2 separate regions of the Mus musculus genome follow, and region 2 is linked to region 1. The links are chromatin loops, found by intact Hi-C in ENCODE. Cell type or tissue: heart. All regions are shown on one strand. Each heading gives the region's core, and the rest is flanking DNA. Links, peaks and the distances in the headings are about the cores only. Region 1 overlaps Cyp2s1 (cytochrome P450, family 2, subfamily s, polypeptide 1). Region 2 holds the start of Ccdc97 (coiled-coil domain containing 97).

Evidence for each region. A loop is a pair of places that touch in the nucleus more often than their neighbours do. Peaks named below come from ENCODE experiments on the same cell type or tissue, not always from the same donor. Only the 100,000 strongest peaks of a DNase experiment are listed, where the experiment ranks them.
Region 2: a loop joins it to region 1, with 8 times the contacts of the local background. A loop is called at or near these places in 3 of 42 quality-filtered maps.

Annotation. Positions count from the first base shown.
Region 1 is chr7:25,801,681-25,810,213 of GRCm38, forward strand. Cyp2s1 (cytochrome P450, family 2, subfamily s, polypeptide 1) reads right to left here. Exons shown (of 9, transcript NM_028775.4): 4 at 7,758-7,918; 5 at 7,499-7,678; 6 at 6,364-6,505; 7 at 4,191-4,378; 8 at 2,236-2,377; 9 at 789-2,079. The coding sequence ends at 1,883. Among named protein-coding and RNA genes, the nearest start is that of Cyp2s1, 11 kb to the right of the region's middle. In heart, for the core only: CTCF peaks have their summits at 4,047 (motif pointing left) and 4,253; DNase peaks (open chromatin) are centred at 701, 1,251, 1,981, 4,201 and 1 weaker place; H3K4me3 peaks cover 1,296 bases; H3K27ac peaks cover 1,940 bases.
Region 2 is chr7:25,715,801-25,724,333 of GRCm38, forward strand. It overlaps Ccdc97 (coiled-coil domain containing 97), which reads right to left and starts at 3,235. Exons shown (of 5, transcript NM_028771.3): 1 at 3,118-3,235; 2 at 1-387. The coding sequence starts at 3,166. Hnrnpul1 (heterogeneous nuclear ribonucleoprotein U-like 1) reads right to left here. Exons shown (of 15, transcript NM_144922.3): 14 at 7,006-7,197; 15 at 5,361-6,563. The coding sequence ends at 6,447. In heart, for the core only: a CTCF peak has its summit at 3,095; DNase peaks (open chromatin) are centred at 131, 3,291 and 4,611; H3K4me3 peaks cover 1,976 bases; H3K27ac peaks cover 1,560 bases.

The DNA.
Region 1 (8,533 bases), core at 534-8,533:
GGCATGCGCCACCACTGCTTGTCTAAGGCCCCATCTTGGAAGAAATTAAAAGGCACACATGTTCAATTATTTTCTAATATTTTTCTTAAAATAACCTTAACAAAGGGTGATAAGTGAAACAGACCTAGCAGAAAGTTAGTGGTCACTTTATTTTTTATTTCTGTCAGTAATGAAGATGGAACTCTGGGCTCTATACATGGTAAGCTACATCTCCAGGCAGAGTCGATAGAATTGATGGTTGTTTAAAAAAAAAAAAAAAAAAGGCCGGGCAGTGGTGGCACACGACTTAATCCCAGCACTTGGGAGGCAGAGGCAGGCAGATTTCTGAGTTTAAGGCCAGACTGGTCTACAAAGTGAGTTCCAGGACAGCCAGATTTACACAGAGAAACCCTGTCTGGAAAAACAAAACAAAACAACAAAATGAGTGAGGGGAAAAACAACCAGGAGGGAAAGGGAGGGAAAGCACGGTAGTGGAACCAAGCGTAGGATGCCCTGGCCTGTGTCCTTAGTGCCTGTGTGTCAGTATGTGCTTTCAGATTTGGAGCCCTTCCAGAGACCAGATCTGTTGTTGGCCGAAGACTTTCCAGTGATCCTGAAGCAGGACAGCAGACAGCCCCAGCCCTGTCCTTTCCCTTCCCTCCCCCTCAGCTTCACATCTGGCACTGATGTAAGCAGCGAGGTGGGCGTGGGCGAGGTGGGCGGTAACCATGTTTTTCGGCTCCCTCCCAGCCTCAGGGGAGGGGCGGGCTCCCTCGTCCCCACCCCCTTACTCACACAGGCAGAGGGGGTCCGTTCGGGCCAGAAACAAACTTTTATTGCAAAACGGGAACCTTCAAGTCACAAAGAGGTCAGCTATGGCTTCTGTCCTGATAAGGAGGGCTGGAAACAGCTAACAGCACTCCCCTGCATCATCCCTGTGAGGCCAGTTAGTCCTTCCAGGAGGAGGATACATTTCCAGCACTCTCATGAGGACTTGCAGGCAGCTCAGAGATCAGAATGCGTTTGAGAGCAGGCCCCTGATAACATGACTGGGAAACCCTTTTTCTTTGGGTCGCTGGTCCTCATTTGTAGAAGGTCTGTGTGCACAATCACAGACCAGGAAACCTTTATATTTGGGAACATTTGTTGGAAGGAGCGTGCTGGAGGGGCATGGGTGTGGACGTGACTGGGGAATAGTATGTCGTCACGGTGTGCCTCAGTGGGAAGAAGTTTGGAAGGGCCAAGATCTTGTCACATACGGTTTGGCTGTGTGGATTACTGGCTGGTGGCCGTTGATAGAGCCACTCATGAGCCTGGATGGTGGTGAGGTCATCCATGGGAGTAGACAGAACATCGTTCTGGCTGTGACATGACCCCAGCTGGGGCTTGCTGTTTTCTATGGCGGGGACCCAGCAACAGCGGTGCTGAGCGTGTTAGACAGAGTTAAGAGTCCTGAATACGGTTGGGTTGTTTGTGTGTTTGTGTAGGCAGTCGCTGGATTAGAGTTGTGAGCATACAGAGTCGTGTGGTGGACAGCGGGGTATCTAGCTATATGCTTGCAATTCCAGATGGCCTATATTACATGATGTAGGCTGAAAGCCTATGCAGCTCATGGTGGCGCATACCTGTAATTCCAGCGAGCAGGACACCGAGGCGGGAGGATCACAAGTTTGAGTTCGGCTTGTGTCACCACATAACAAGATCCCCGTTTCAGACAGCCCTCTCCAAAAAGAAGCCTATGCATCAGTTGCTGTGCGGTTGTGTAGTGGTGTGGTCCCTGGTCTCCACAGCTGCCTTGATACGTGGTGTGTAGTGTGATGTTGCTTCTGAGACACCTGCTTCACACACACCCTGAGTAAGGCTCTTTCAGCCCAGAGGGCTCCCACCTTCCAAACTCCTTCCTTCATCTGGACTGGTCGCCAGTGGGCCAGACCCGCAGCTGGAAGTCCGGGGGGATGTTGAAAAGTCCACTGATGGCTGGCTTCAGGCTCAGGTCACCCGGCGGGCACGGGGTCTCCAGGGAGAAGGCTTGCAAGATGGAAGTGAAGAAAAGCCACAACTCCGCCCGAGCCAGGCCTTCTCCCAGGCAGACTCGCTTACCTGGCAGGGAAGGACTGAGTCAGCTGCGGTCACATCTGGCTCCACAGATATGGGGAGCCGACAGAGACCCTGGGGTGCAGGAACGTGCTCCTCAACTGGAGCTCACACCACTGGCCAATTAGCACCTTCCAATTATCCCTAAAACCCGGTAGATACCTAAGGAGTAGGGCAGGAAGGCTTCGTGTTTTCTCAACCGACCATCTTCGTCCAGGAAGCGGCCTGGATGGAACTCTCCTGGGTTCTGGAAAACCGCAGGGTCATGCAGTATGGAGCCAATCAGAGGGAAGACCTCAGTGCCCTGAGGAGACAGGGAAAAGCTCACACAGTTGGGTGTTCTACACCCATACTTTTAAGATAACCTGATTAAAAATTAAGATTTGTTTTTTTTAAAGATTTATTTGTATTTAGATTTTTTAATTTTAGTATTTTGAATTATGTACACGTATGTCAGTGTGTGTGTGTGTGTGTGTGTGTGTGTGTGATATTCATGGATTCAAGAGCATCAGGTCCCCCTAGAGCTGGAGTTACAGGCGTCTGTGAGCCACCCAACATGGATGCTGAGAAGAAAACTTGGGTCCTCAGCTATGCACTATGCTTTTTAAGTAAACACGTCTGTGCCCCCCCCCTCTCCTCCCATTTGCTCCTACTTTCTTTCTAATAGACCGGGTCTCATTATGTAGCCCAGGCTAGCCTTGAACTTGCAGCAATTCTCCTGTCTCAGTCTCCCAGTGATGGCCTAGCAGGCATCTGCCACCATGCTGGGATAGCCAAGCGTTTTCTCTCAGTATTCACACACACTGCCTTGTATAAAACAGGTTCACACAGTGGCCTCACTCCTGTCCTCACACCTGGAATCTCTGGAATAAAGCTCAGGAAGGAGGCAAGATTGCAAGTTCAAGGCCAGCCCATGCTACTTAACAAGATCTTATTTCAAAAGAAAAACAACCAAACCAACCAAACAAATACACAAACCCCACAAAGGTGTGTGTCTAGGGATGTAAGTCCGCGATAGAACATTTGCTTAATGTGTAAGAGGCCCTGGGTTCAGCCCCTAGCACCTTATGTGGGTGAGGGGTGATATAAAAAAGATAGAGAAACTAAGGCCCAGGGAACTTAAGCAGCAGCCAAAGAAATCCCCGGGGGAGGCTGGCAAAGTGTGTTATTTTTATACTGTTTTGAGATTCTGGGAGTCTGTTGTGATTCCAAGATTAAGTTGTAGCTGTACGAAGCCATCTCTCTGGGGAATGTCCCAGGGAGGCAAAAGACAAGAGTGTGTGTGGGAGGGATGTCCAAGAACGGACAGGCAGGGAGGGCTGCAAGGCTATCTCTCAGGCCAGATAGAGCTTGTGTATTCTTGGGGCTTTGGTGTAGAGGGGAAAGGCAGGCGGAGAAACCAGAGCAGAGGGGCAAAACATGACTTGCTAGGGAGTCTGGCCCATGGCGTGTGAGCTGTGAAGGTGAAGGAGCTCCCAGAAGAGCATCATGGGACTGTTATTAAGGAACAGAAAGGCAGGTTGAAGTGATTAGAGCTTAGGTTCTGGGTTCAAATCTTGTCTTCCCACTCTCTGGCTGGGTACTCACATCTTAGTTTTTCCTTCTGTAAAATGGGTGTGATGATTACATAGGATTGCTTTGCAGATGAAAGAAAATAATACTAACAGAAGGCATCCAGAACAATAGCTGACACAATGTGAGGGGTTGTGACATCGTGACTGTCTTCTGTATGTATATAGGGCATCCATCCACCATCAAGAGCTGGGTAGATGTTTTACAAGCATCATCTTACAAGTCCAAATGACCATTATTATTATTATTCCTGATTTCAAAGAGGAGCATATTGAGGCTCAGTGTATGAAGCAATTTGTTCAAGTTCCAGCTAAGAAAACAACGGGGCTAACATAAGGATTTGATTCCAGAAAGAGCCGCTGCTGCTGTTATCGCAGGATTGGGAATATATCGCCCCCCGGTGGTTCTATTCTGAACTGTTTTTCAGTGGAGGCGGGAGAGAAAGAGGTGGATGGTGGTTGGGGGTGAGGATCCTCCAGAGACAGGGATATCAAAACGCAAGTCCCAGGGCAGAGATAACTGCTCTGGCTGTGCCATACACCTACCTTGGGCAGAGTGTACCCTCGGAAGCAAGTGGTCCTCGTGATGGTGTGGGGCATGCCCATGGGTACCAGTGCCAGGAGCCGCTGTGCCTCGTGTAAAACGGCATCCGTGTAAGGGAGGCGAACTCGATCGCTGAGACTTGGAGCCCTGCCAGGACCCAGCTCCTGTATGAGCTCCTCCCGGACGCGCTCTGAATACAAGAGGAAGGTTGCAGGTCAAGGGTAGGATGAACCCTGGGATCTTTCTCCCAGAAGCCTCATCTTGTACAACAGTGGTTTGGGGGTGGGACTGGCAGCCGATGAGGAGCAGTGTAGGCCTGGGGTCTCGTCAGCCTGTGTTGGATATTGTATCTATTTTGTCTTAACTTTCCTAGCAAAAAATGGTGTTGAGACTGGCTGTCCTGGAAATCACTACATAGACCAGCCTGGCCTTGAACTCACAGAGATCCATCTTCCTCTGCCTCCCAAGTGCTGGGGGAGGGGTGTGGTTCATTCTGGGCTAGCCTCAGTTCTGACTGTGACTGTCACCTCTCTTTCATTGTTTTCTGTTTTGCCTATAACCCAGGCTAGAGTGTATCTCAATGTGTAACCAAGGCTGGGCCTCAAACTCACAGCCTACTATGTGCTGGCACTGCAGGTGTGCCCTACCACACCTGGATGGTGACTCTTCTTGTGTGTGTGTGGGTGTGTGTGTGGGGGGGTTGTGTGCACACAGTGTGCTTGGGTGTATGCACGCACACCAGAGGACGATGCCCGTGTCCCGTGTCCTGCTTCATTACTAGCCACCTTATCCCCAGCATTCATCACTGGGCTTGGAGCTAGGCTGGCAGCCAGCAGTGATTTTCCCATCTCAGCCCCTCCTCCCTTAGTGCTCTAGAGACGTACTGAGCTTTTTACATGGATGGTGGAGATTTGAACTCAGGTCCCCATGCTTGTGCAGCAAGCTCTCTTACCCTCTGAGCCATCTCTCTAGCCGGGTTATAATTTTTAAAATCCAGGCTTGATCCAGTGTCTTGTGAAGTTTGGATTCTTCTCCTTTTGTGGGCCTGGCTCAAGATGACTTTAATACAGTCCCCGCATTTTTGTCTTTTGTCTTATGACAGGCCCTTGGTATGTAACCAAGGTCTTCCTTCACTATGTAGAAAAGGCTGGCCTTGAACTTGTGTCAATCATTCTGCTTTAGGCCTCCTGAGTGCTAGGATTACAGGCAAGACCTACAGTCCATGTTCAGCCTCCCCTAGAAAGCATCCTTCCTGTCTGTAGCTCAGGGTAACGACACTGTCTGCAGTTTCCCAGCTAGAAGCTCAAGTCTGCCCCTGGACAAGTCCTTCCTTCCTTCCTTCCTTCCTTCCTTCCTTCCTTCCTTCCTTCCTTCCTTCCTTCCTTCCTTCCTAGTTCTCCACAACCTGCCTGTTCTGCTTCTATCCCACTGTCTCCGTAGCCTGGCCTAGCCCTGTCTTAGGTCTTCAGGTTTCTGTCCACCTTCCTGAGTGCCTTCATCATTTACAATCCACTGTGTGCGTGCATGTGTGCGTGTGCGTGTGTGTGTACGTGTGTGTTGCGGGGGTGCTAACTGGGAATGTTACCCAGAGCCTCATGCTTGCTAGGCCGTCATACTCTACCATTGAGCCACGTCCCTTCCTCTCACCAGTGGATCCCAAGCAAGGGCTCTCAAGCTCCCGTCATTGCCCCTGAGACTCTAGGCAGGGACTCCATCACTGAGTCCCAGTCTCCTACAGTTCATTCTGTCCTGGAAGCGCAAAGGTTTTCTAAAATGCAGATGCAAACTGGGTGTGGTAATTTAATACACTCTGCACTTGGGAAGCCAAGCCAGGACGCTGAGTTAGAGGCCAGCCTGGGCTAAACAGTGAGTAGCAGGCTAGCTTGGGCTATACAGTATGATCCCATCTCAAATAAAAATAAATGCATAAATAAATCATATATCTTCCCTGCTCAACATCCTTCTATGGCTCCCATGCCTGGGGACAAGGTGACAAGGTGGCACAGACGGATCTTGTCTCGCCTCTCACTACGTCTTGCACTGTGATCAGAAGTTCTGGAAGCCCTGACCTCTCGGGGAATTTTAGATCATGACCTTTTCATCTCCCTCCACATTCTGTCCTCTGGAACCGTCGCTCAGGTTCCTGGGGCCTGCCTGGCAGGAACAGTTTCTTACGCTGGACTTGAGGGTATCTCAGCAGGAGCAGGAGGGCATAGCGGATGGTGGCACCGATGGTCATGGTCCCAGCAAACAGCAGGTATGTGACCGTCATCAGCAAGTTCTTCTCGGTGAATTCTGTACCTGGGTCTTGTTTCTCCTGAGGATTGAAATAAATGTTTGAGACAACTTGAGAAATGAGGATCTGTTATTTAAGTGGGATTTAGATTTAAGTTGTTTATTATTATTATTATTATTATTATTTTCCAGACAAGGTTTCTCTGTGTATCCCTGGTGGTCCTAGAACTTGCTCTGTAGACCAGACTGGCCTTGAAGTCACAGACATTCACCTGCCTCTGCCTCCTGAGTGCTGGGACTAAAGGCATGGCAGGTGAGATTCAAGATTTTTAAAAAAGATCTTTTAAAATTTCATGTGTGGGCATGTGTGTGCCATGGCATGCATGTGGAGGTCAGAGGACAACTTGTGGCAGCTGGTTCTCCCTGTCCACTGTGTGGATCCCGGGGATCAAACACAGACAGTCAGACTTGGTGCCAAGTCCCTTTACCCACCGAGACAAGCCATTGGTCATTACTCCCATTTGGGGTCTCATGTAGCTCAGGCTGGCCTCAAACTTGCTATATAGATGAAGATGGTTTCCTGCCTCTGCCTCCTCGGCGCTGGGATGATAAGTGTGAACTACTATACCCGGTTCATGTGGTACTAGGGGTGGGGCCCAGGGCTTCTTGCTTGCTAGACAGCTCTACCAACTTGTACACAGAGACATGGAGGTAGAGAAAGAGACCTGAAGCCAGGCCTGGGGGGTTAGCCCTTAGGAGGCAGAAACAGGGGGATATCTGCAAGTTCCAGGCTAGCCTAGGTTTCAGGGTGAGTTCCAGGCCAGCCTAGGCAACAGAATAAGACCATATTTCACGAAGAGTAAAAAGGGAGGAGAGCAATAGATATCCTCAGGAGCTCGCAGTCCGTAAAGAACAGACTAGAATCAAGAAGGGATGGTCTCCTCCCCAGGGTCCAATCCTGAGTTCATCCCAGGGATGAGGGCTCAGCATATGCTAAGTATGTGGGCTATCACCTAGGCCAGTAGTCAGTCAGTTGTACTCAAGAGGGACACTTTCCTCTCCCAAGTTTCCACACCTGTGCCATCTTTAGCAGGAAGGCGTCAACGACATCACGTGCAGGACCTGAGGTTTGGAAGCGTCCCTGGTGTTTCTGTACCTGCTGGATAGTGAAGGCAGCCAGGGTGCCCAAGTGGTGCTGGAGCTGTGTGTGGGGGCCTGGCAGGGGCTGCAGTAGCCAGGAGAACATCTCGTAGGCCTGTGGGCACAGGAAGACAGCTCATTCCCAGGGTGTTTGACAGGAAGTTTCGAGGCTTGAGAAGGCTCCCATCACTTACCTGGCCCCATGGAGAGCTGATCCCTAACAAGGTACCACTTGCTGCCTGGATCACAGCCTGGAACTCTTTATCGTCATAGGGCAAACGGATGCCAAAGACAAGGGAACAGACGACATTAGAGGTGGCCTGGGCCAGCAGCATGGAAGGGTTGAATGGACGTCCTGGGAGGCATAGAAAGAGAGAGAGGGGGCTGGTGAGATGGCTCAGTGGGTAAGAGCACCCGACTGCTCTTCCGAAGGTCCAGAGTTCAAATCCCAGCAACCACATGGTGGCTCATAACCATCTGTAACAAGATCTGATGCCCTCTTCTGGTGTGTCTGACTCCCTCTTCTGGTGTGTCTAAAGACAGCTACAGTGTACTTATATATAATAATAAATAAATCTTAAAAAAAAAAAGAAAGAGAGAGAGAGAGAGGGAGGGAGGGAGAGAGAGAGAGAGAGAGAGAGAGAGAGAGAGAGAGAGAGAGAGAGAACTGAATTAGATAAAAAGAGGCAGAAGGAGAATTAGAGCTAGGTATGGCAGCTCACACCTGCATTCCAGGCCCTTAAGTAGCTGAGGCAGAAGGATTGCTGGGAGTTCAAGGACAGCTGGGGTTACAGAGTGAGACCATGTCTTAAAAAGCAAAAACAAAACAAAACACACAACAATAACAACAACAACAACAACAAAGAGAGAGAACAGGACATCTGTCTTTGGGTTGTAGCATCTGTGGTGTTGAAACTAAAAATGGATGATGTTAAAAAAGGCCAGAAGATTTTTTGTTCACAGGTGTGCC
Region 2 (8,533 bases), core at 102-8,101, 86 kb before region 1:
GGGCAGTGCCTTGCCGGGCCACCTCGGCACAGTAGAAATCAGCACGGTGGTCTCCACGCAGATGGCCGAAGCATGCCAGGTGCTCTTCCCGGAGGCCTGTGCGGAAGCGCTCCAAGAACACCAGCGGCTTCTTGTGATACAGCTGGCCCAGGATGGCCACCTTCTCAGGCTCTGTCAGATCAGGCTCACCCTGCTGCTGGCTGCACACAGGCAGGTGGCTGGCAGCGATGGCATGCAACATGGCACTCACAGCCGGGCTCTCTGCCTGGGAGCTGCCACTGTTGGGGATGTCTGGTGTCCTCTCTGCTGTCTCCTTCTCCTGCGGTCCAGATGGAATGGGAGTCTGGCTCAGCTCCCCCCAGTGCACAACTCTGGGCTCCACGCCGTCTGAGAGTCAAGAGGAGTCTTTAGTTAAGGGCATCAGGGGAAGGGGGCTTAGGCAGGAGGAGGCTGGGAACTGACACATTCAAACAGCTCACGTTTACTGAGTACCTGCTACATTCTGGGTAATGTTCTAGGCCTTAGACAGAGAGACCATGGTGAACAGGCCGTGATGCTGCACAGTCAATAGTCTAACTAATTAACAAAACCATGGAATATGCCAGGCATGGTGGCTCATGCCTTTAATCCCAGCACTCGGGAGGCAGAGGCAGGTGGATTTCTGAGTTCGAGGCCAGCCTGGTCTACAGAGTGAGTTCCAGGACAGCCAGGCCTATACAGAGAAACCCTGTCTCGAAAAAACAACAAACAAACAAACAAACAACCATGGAATATATTACGTGCTTCCCTGGCTAGGTAGAAAGACAGTCGGACAAGCCTGGTATGGTGGTACACACCTTCAGTTTCAGCGTGGAGGAAGCAGAGGCAAGTGGATCTCTCTGAGTTCAAGGCCAGCCAGGCCTACACAGTGATATTGAATTTCAAAATAAAAATCTCAAAAAACAAACAACAAAATCCAAAACACCAATGATAACAAAATGATGATGATGATAAATAAAGTATCCAATGAAAAGCCTAAAAAAGACAGAAGCAGCAAATGTTAGGATGGCTCACTTTTAAACTGCAGGGTAGCAGGCTTGCCAGGAAAGTGACATCTTGTAGCTGGAGAGATGGCTCAGCGTTTAAGAGCATAGGCTGCTGCTCTTCCAGAGTCCAGATTCAATTCCCAGCATCCACATGGCAGCTCACAAATTCTAGCACTTGGGAGGCAGAGGCAGGGGAACACCTGTGAGTTCGAGTACTGCCTGGTCTATAAATCAAGTCTAGGACAGTCAGGGCTACACAGAGAAACCCTGTCTCGAGAAACCGAAAAGGAAACAACAACAACAAAAAACCAAACACCCAGTTTCTGGTCTTTGGTATAGCAGTTGGAAGAGCTAAGAAAGAGCAGCCTGAGAAACAGAAGGGAAGCAGTGCATATTGTTTCTCTCATAAGGCAACTGTGCCAGGTGGCTGGCACTGGCTGCTGGAAGCAGTATAGTAAGAAAACAGTCTGGATGCTGGGCAGGTATGTATGTATGCATACACACACACACACACACACACACACACACACACACACACACAAATAGCCCCAGCATTCAGGAGGCTGGGGTAGAATGATTCATGAGTTTTAGACCAGGCTAGACTACATAGTGAGTTCTAGGTCAGCCTAGGCTACAGGGTGAAACCCCACCTCAAATAAATAAATATACAATCAAACAAATGAATGAATAACAATGAGAATGTAACAAAACAACAAAACTCTAATCAAGTAGATTGAATAGCCATGAATGGACGTCCCTGGGGATCCTACCTGACTGGAACAAGTTCAGGGTGGAGAGCACGCTGTAGTAGGTGATGGGTAAGAAAATTATGAGCAGTGTCTTGGCAGTGCTAGGAGGACAGGCCTGCTCTACCACACACAGTTTAGATGGTGCTGGGGATTGAACCCAGGGCCTCAGGCATGCTATGCAAACATCCCACTAATAAGCTACGGCCTTAATCCCTGGCTTTGAACCTTCTAGGCTCCTGACTATAGGCCCATTTCACCACATCTTGCCCCAGATTCTCTTTTATGGCTTCATGGTAGCAAATGTGATTGGCATTTGTAAGGCTTGAGGCCCAGCACCAGAAAGTTTAAAAGATACATACAATTTTGTTACAGAAAATGTTAATATATATACTTTGAAGCAGGGCCTCATAGTACAGGGTTTGACTTTGTAGTCTGGAACTCACTATGTAGTTTAGGATGTCTTCAAACTTAAGGGTAATCTCCTGCCTCAGTCTCCCAAGTGCTGGGGTTACAGATATAAATCACCACAATTGGAGATTATCAAAGATTGAAACACACACTAGAACACACCTCTGCCTCTACATTCATAATCTGCTATTCAGCTTCAGTAACTCCCAGTTCCAAGTTGTCATCGCACATCAGACTACTATGAAACATTAAAGACAGGCGTGGTGGCACAGGGCTGTAAACTCAGTACCTTGGGACCTGGGATTGGAGGACAGCAATTTGGAGGCTGACCTTGGCAATAATAAAAGGCTGTGAACAAAACCCCAAAACAAAACAAAACAAAAGCCCCCGCCCCCGCCCCCCCAAGCCAATACTTGTAGGAAGTCAGTAGCAAAGTAAAAGGCATTGAAGGTGCGAGGGAGAAAGGACCTAAAGGGGCGGAATGAGAACTTTAGGACCTAAAGAGGCAGACGTTGGGGTCAGGAAGGGTTAGAATGCAATGGGGGCTGTTGGTTTGATGTGAGCTTTCATGGGACAAGAGGAGAGCTAGCTTGGGATACGGAGAAACTCAGGTTGGCACAGAAATGATGTTAACTTGAGAAAGGTTGGTCTGAGACTGGAAGAATCTGCAGGAGAGTTGTTATTTGCTTGAAGCGTTGGCATGGTAAAAAAAAAAGTGGGTTAGCCTAGGACATGGAAAGGGGTTCATTTCAAAGAAGAAGGGAAACGTCAACCTGCTACAAGGCCGAATAACCAGACCCACAAGGTGGACCAAGTGTTGAAAGTGCCAGTAAGCGGCGGTCAGACTTCCTAGAGTCCTCAGCGCTTGCCGGAACCATTTCCTGGTCACACCGCAAGAGCACCCTCCGGTCACCTGAGCCTGGCAAACGTCTCACCATTATCCGGCTTCCTCTCCGTCACCTCTGCAGCTGCCACCGCCTCCATAACAGGTCTCTTCAACACAGTAACCGCCACAGCGGGCTCCGGAAGCCAGGCTGGACCCTAGGTACCCGCAGGTACTTCCGGTTACGCAAGCGTCTTTATGCGGCACCCAAGCATCAAAGTTCCGGGTCAAAGGCGGGCCTTCTCTTATGCGCATGCGTAGCCCCGCTGATGGATCTTAAACCTATCAAATGGGAAAGTCAGCGGGGACCGTGTGTCATTTGATCGCTACTCTAACTTGAGGTCCTCGTGTGTTAATATTTGGAGTGGTTGTATTGGCCCTATCGCATAGACCCTCGAGTCCTCTTAAAAATACTTATGCGGTCAGAAGACAACTTATGGGAGTGTGGATAAAATTCAGTCAAGGTTGGCAGCAAGCATCTTTAACCGCCGAACCATCTCATCCAACTTTGTGCTCTCTGTAGATTTGACTTCCTTCTATCATCACATCCAGCCTGTAGGGCTGGCATGAGATTAAATTGGGGGGAGAACCTTTGTGTTTCCAAACAAGAAGGAAACCTGCAGATATGAGGAATTCGCTGTGTAAAAGGGAAGGACCTGCTCACCACAGGCAGGGTCAGAGACTTTCTGGCAGGGATAAAGCCCCCAGATGAGACCTGAAAGGCATGGGCAGGAGTTAGGAAGTACTTCAGGCAGTTTTGCTGACAAAGGTACTTCTGGGTGCTGTTAACTGTTTACTATGCAGAGCATACAGCACTCAGGAGACAGAGGCAGGGATATCACTGAGGGTTTGACGAAATCTTGTCTTGAATAAGGCCGGCCAGGGTTACATGGCAAGTTTTTCTCAAGAAAGCAAAAAATAAAAGATTATTGGAAGCTGGGCAGTGGTGGTGCACACCTTTAATCCTAGCACTTGGGAGGCAGAGACAGGCAGATTTCTGAGTTCGAGGCCAGCCAGGTCTACAGAGCGAGTTCCAGGGCAGCCAGAGAACCCAGACTCAAAAAAAAAAATGGAGGCCACGTGTCAGTGTCAGATCATAAAGGGCTTCGTAGCCCTATGAGGTGTTTGGAACCCATAAGGTTTGGGGTAGGGAACCAAGGAAAGGAACTGGAGATCACAACGAGGAAGGTGGTGCATTAATCTTGAAACAGGTTTGGAAGAGTTAGAACTTGGTAAGCATTCCCGACATTTGGGGAATGGCCTGGTAAAAACCCAGCTGCATCACCAGGAATGGCCAGCAGAGGGCGATGCTGCCCAACACACATATGCCAAGAGCAGCATTTCCCAGGCTAGGGACAAGGACCCCTCCTTACCTTCTCCTAGAGCAACTTGACAAGTGTCTCTCCTCCCCTTCCCCCCTCCCCCAGACAGGGATTCTCTGTATAGCCCTGGCTGTCCTGGAACTCAGAAATCCACCTGCCTCTGCCTCCCAAGTGCTGGGATTAAAGGAGCGTGCCACCACAGCCCAGTGACAAGTATCTTTTAGGCACCGACATGGTCCCCCCTCAGCCTTGCATCTACTCCCTCCTGGTGTCTAGCCATGTTGCACCTAGGTCCTGGGGCACTGTAAGTGGTATGCATACCTTTGGATACAGGCTCTTGTCACAACCCCCAGCTTCTTTTGATAGGTTGTGGCTCTTCAAAGGCTCCCTAGTTTCTACAAGGGAGCTGGGCGAGCTGCCCACACACTGCATCAGATGTGAAAAACACAGCTTGCACAGGAGAAATGAAGCTAGAAAGGACAGTGGGCTAGAGTCCCACCCCACAGCTCACCCTGCATTTTCCTCTTTTCCAGAAAGCCCTGCCTATTACTTCAGGGTCTCTCTAAATGCTTGGCGCTGTAACTGGTTACAAATTTGTATTCCCTAGAGGAGGAACTCCAAGAAGAGGGGCTAGGGTCATTTCTGCAGTGCTCACATCCCTAGAACTGTTCAGGATGATAGGTAGGGAAGAGTAGGCAGCCAACACCTGCACAGGTGGCGGTACAGGGCCACCCTGAGAGCAGCATCCAGGCTGGACCTTAGGGTAGGTTGGGCAACACACCCGGAGAGGGGCCTGCGCCAGCATAGTCTCATTCTTACAGCTCTCACCTGTCTGTCCCTGCACAAGGAGCATCTGGGTTATGTGAAGTACAGACCCACTTTGTTTAAATAAATGATCGAGGCATTTCCCCTTCAAAGGTTCCCATCCCAATTAAAGGCCAACTGCAGTAACACTTCAGGGTTTCAACCCTGCTTCCTTCCTGATAAGAGGTGCCATGTCATTTATTGAAAGAAAACAAAACAAAACAGGGTAAAACATCTTGTAATAAGTGCGGTTTGCTAAGGTCCGGTTAGAACATTCGGGAAGTGAGAGTAATCAAAAGGACCACTGTAAAACATTGCAGGTCTGGCACCTGGAAGAGCAATGGAGGTGGAGGTGGTGGTGGAGGTGGAGGTGGTGGTGGTGGTGGTGGTGGAGGAACTTTAGGGTCTAAAGGGAAGCTGGCCCCACCCCCACCTTCCCTTCACCCTCTCACCCGCTTATGCCCACCAGAAACTACCACGACTCCTGGAGTAAAAGGTTTCAAGTTCAATAGTCACACTCTCTCCAAGTACAAAAAGCAGTTACAATCCAACTGAACAGACGCTTGTGTGCAAAGTTACGGGGAACTGAGACATCATATAAAAAGTTAGGTTAAAGGTGATTTTGTTGTTTCGAGGGTGTGGCTCTTCCTCGGTTACCTGAACTCAGCAAAGAAATGGTTATTTGATGAAGTATCAACGGCTGACCCACAGTAAAAACAGACAAATTCTAAAAATTAAAAAAAAAAAAAAAAAAGCATAATTACCAAAAAAAGTCAATGCTTCCTCCCTCTGCAATTTGCTTCTTAAACTTTTTTTTTTTTTAAAGTTTTTGAAAAAAATTTTTTTTAAATCCTGAAAAGTAGACAGAAAAACAGCTCCTGGAAGAATTTACAACCAACTGCATGAGAGTCTGGGAAGCCAAGGGGCTAAAAAGCAGAGTAGGGAGGGGCAGACAGGCAAGGCTCCTCCCCAGTCACTGTGGCCTCACAAGGGAGGCTTCTTTAGCTAAGAAGGCAGGGGAGGAGGAAGTGGAGGGACAAAGATAAAAGAAAAGCTCACTGTTGCCTGTTGGAATCCAGAGAGGAAAATGCCTGGCCTGTATGAAGAGAGAAGCTCCTCTGGAAAAAGTGGGCTAGAGAGAGGCAGCCCTGGGATAACTCTGTCCCCAGCACCACAGGACTCAGAGGGGAAAAAGGGGCCAAGGCAGGTGCTATTAGAAGCAGCCGGCACGAGCCTCTGAAGGCTCCAGCACCGGCTACTGTGTGCTTGTGCCCCCCTGTGTGCTGCCCGAGTAGCCTCCATAGTCGTAGTTCCCGTAGTATGGCGGCCACTGGCTCTGGTTCTGATAGTACTGGCTCCACTGCTGGGCATACTGGGGGAGAGAACAAGAATATCAAGTTATCTCTTGCACTCCAGACTGTCCCTTCTCTCCTTTTGTGGTCCACCCTCATCACATGGGTTCTTTGACAGAAACCAAAATGCTTTGGAAAGGTAAGGGGTGACTTGATGTCACATAAATGGGAAAGCAGTCTTGGTCTTGTGGCTTGCTGGCTGGCTGTCCTTTTCAGGTGTGGCAGCCCCAGCACCAACTTGGAATGGAACTTGGCACCCCTTGGCTACGTTGGAGGCCTAGCTTAGCTAGGAAGGTTTGCTGCACTGGGGTCCAGGGCTACACATCGGCCATTAAAGACCAGTTTATCAAAAGCCTGAGACAAGCAGCTGCCCATATTTCAGAAACAGGCAGGAACCCAAATCTGAATGCACACCCAAGAATGCTCCCAGAAGCCTTACCGGAAGGCCCATCTTGTACTCACCTGCTGATACTGGTTATAGCTGGGCTGAGGGTAGGTCTGGGCAGTTGGGGGTGGTGGGGGTGTATAGGGGGCAGGATTGTAGGGGCCATAGCTCCCATAGTTGTAGGCAGGTGGTGGCGGAGGTGGAGGTGGTGGGGCTGTGTAGCCCTGGGTGTAGCCTCCTTGGTTGTAGGGTGGCTGGCTGTAACTCGGCTGAGTAGAAAAAGGCAAACACTCCATGAGACAGACAGCACACATTGGTATGCACACAGGTTCCTGGATGGAGGCAAGTCTGTTCTAAAGTGCAAGGATGGGTCTGGGAAGCAGCTGACCCTAGGCTGAAACCCGAGAGCAGCAGCACACAAGGCAGTTCAAAGACCTGCTTCACAGTCTACAATGTCAGCCTGGTCTCGCTCTTGGTGTGCCTTGGTAGTTCAATAAGCTTGCATGCACAAAGTGCTGGGTACTCAGGAAATGGTGGCAAATGGCCACTGTGAGAGCTGCTGAGAAAAGCAGTGGTGACAAGATGCTAGGAGCCTTTCATGCAGAGTGGATCAGTAACCCATTCCATCTCATCAGCAAGCCTGGCATATTCACTAGCTTTATTTTAGAGATGGAAGCTGAGGCTGGGGCTGGAGAGATGGCTCAGCGGTTAAGAACACTGACTGTTCTTCTAGAGGTCCTGAGTTCACATGCCAGCAACCACATGGTGGCTTACAACCATCTGTAATGGGATCTGACTCCCTCTTCTGGTGTGTCTGAAGACAGCTACAGTACATACACATACATACATACATACATATTTAAAAGAGTACTGGTTGCTCTTACAGAGGCTCCAGGTTCAGTTCCTAGCACCTACACAGTAACTCAACTGTCTATAACTCTAGTTTCAAGGAAGCCAATATCCTCTTTTGACCTCTGCAGGTACTGCACACAGGTGGGGCACATACAAACACATATAAACACACACACATAAAGTAAATTTAAAAAATAATGAACTCTAAAAAGAAAATCTAAGCGAGGTTGTTGGGCCAAGTCACACTATTAGAATGACTAACCCAGGTCTGCCCAGTTCCAGAGGCTTCATTAAGCTACAGTCCCCATCACCTCACAGAAACTTCACAAGTGATTCCTAGTAATGTTTCTGTCCTTTATGTGGAAACAAGGACCAGAAGGGTCAAGCTGACTGTCCCAGGTCAAAGTCAGGTTCTGTTGGAGCTAGCGCTGAACTTAAGTCTTGCCAAACTCTCATTCTAGGAAATGTGCTGGCTGGGTGGCATCTAGGAGCACTCATCTGCTCCTGGCAAGTGTTCCCAGCTGCTCCCTGGCATGTAATGGGTACTCAGACAGCTGTGAAATAAAAGAGATGGCTTCAGTTCACCAGAACCCAGGCACTGGCTTCCTAAGAAATGGAACAGGGTCTGGAGCTATTAAGGGACAAGGTCCTTACTTATCTACCTTTGGACCCTGGCCTCCCATGATGGGCAAAAGGTGACTCAGTGGAGTGCTTTCTTATAGACCCAATGAGGCCAGTGACAGCCTAAAAGAC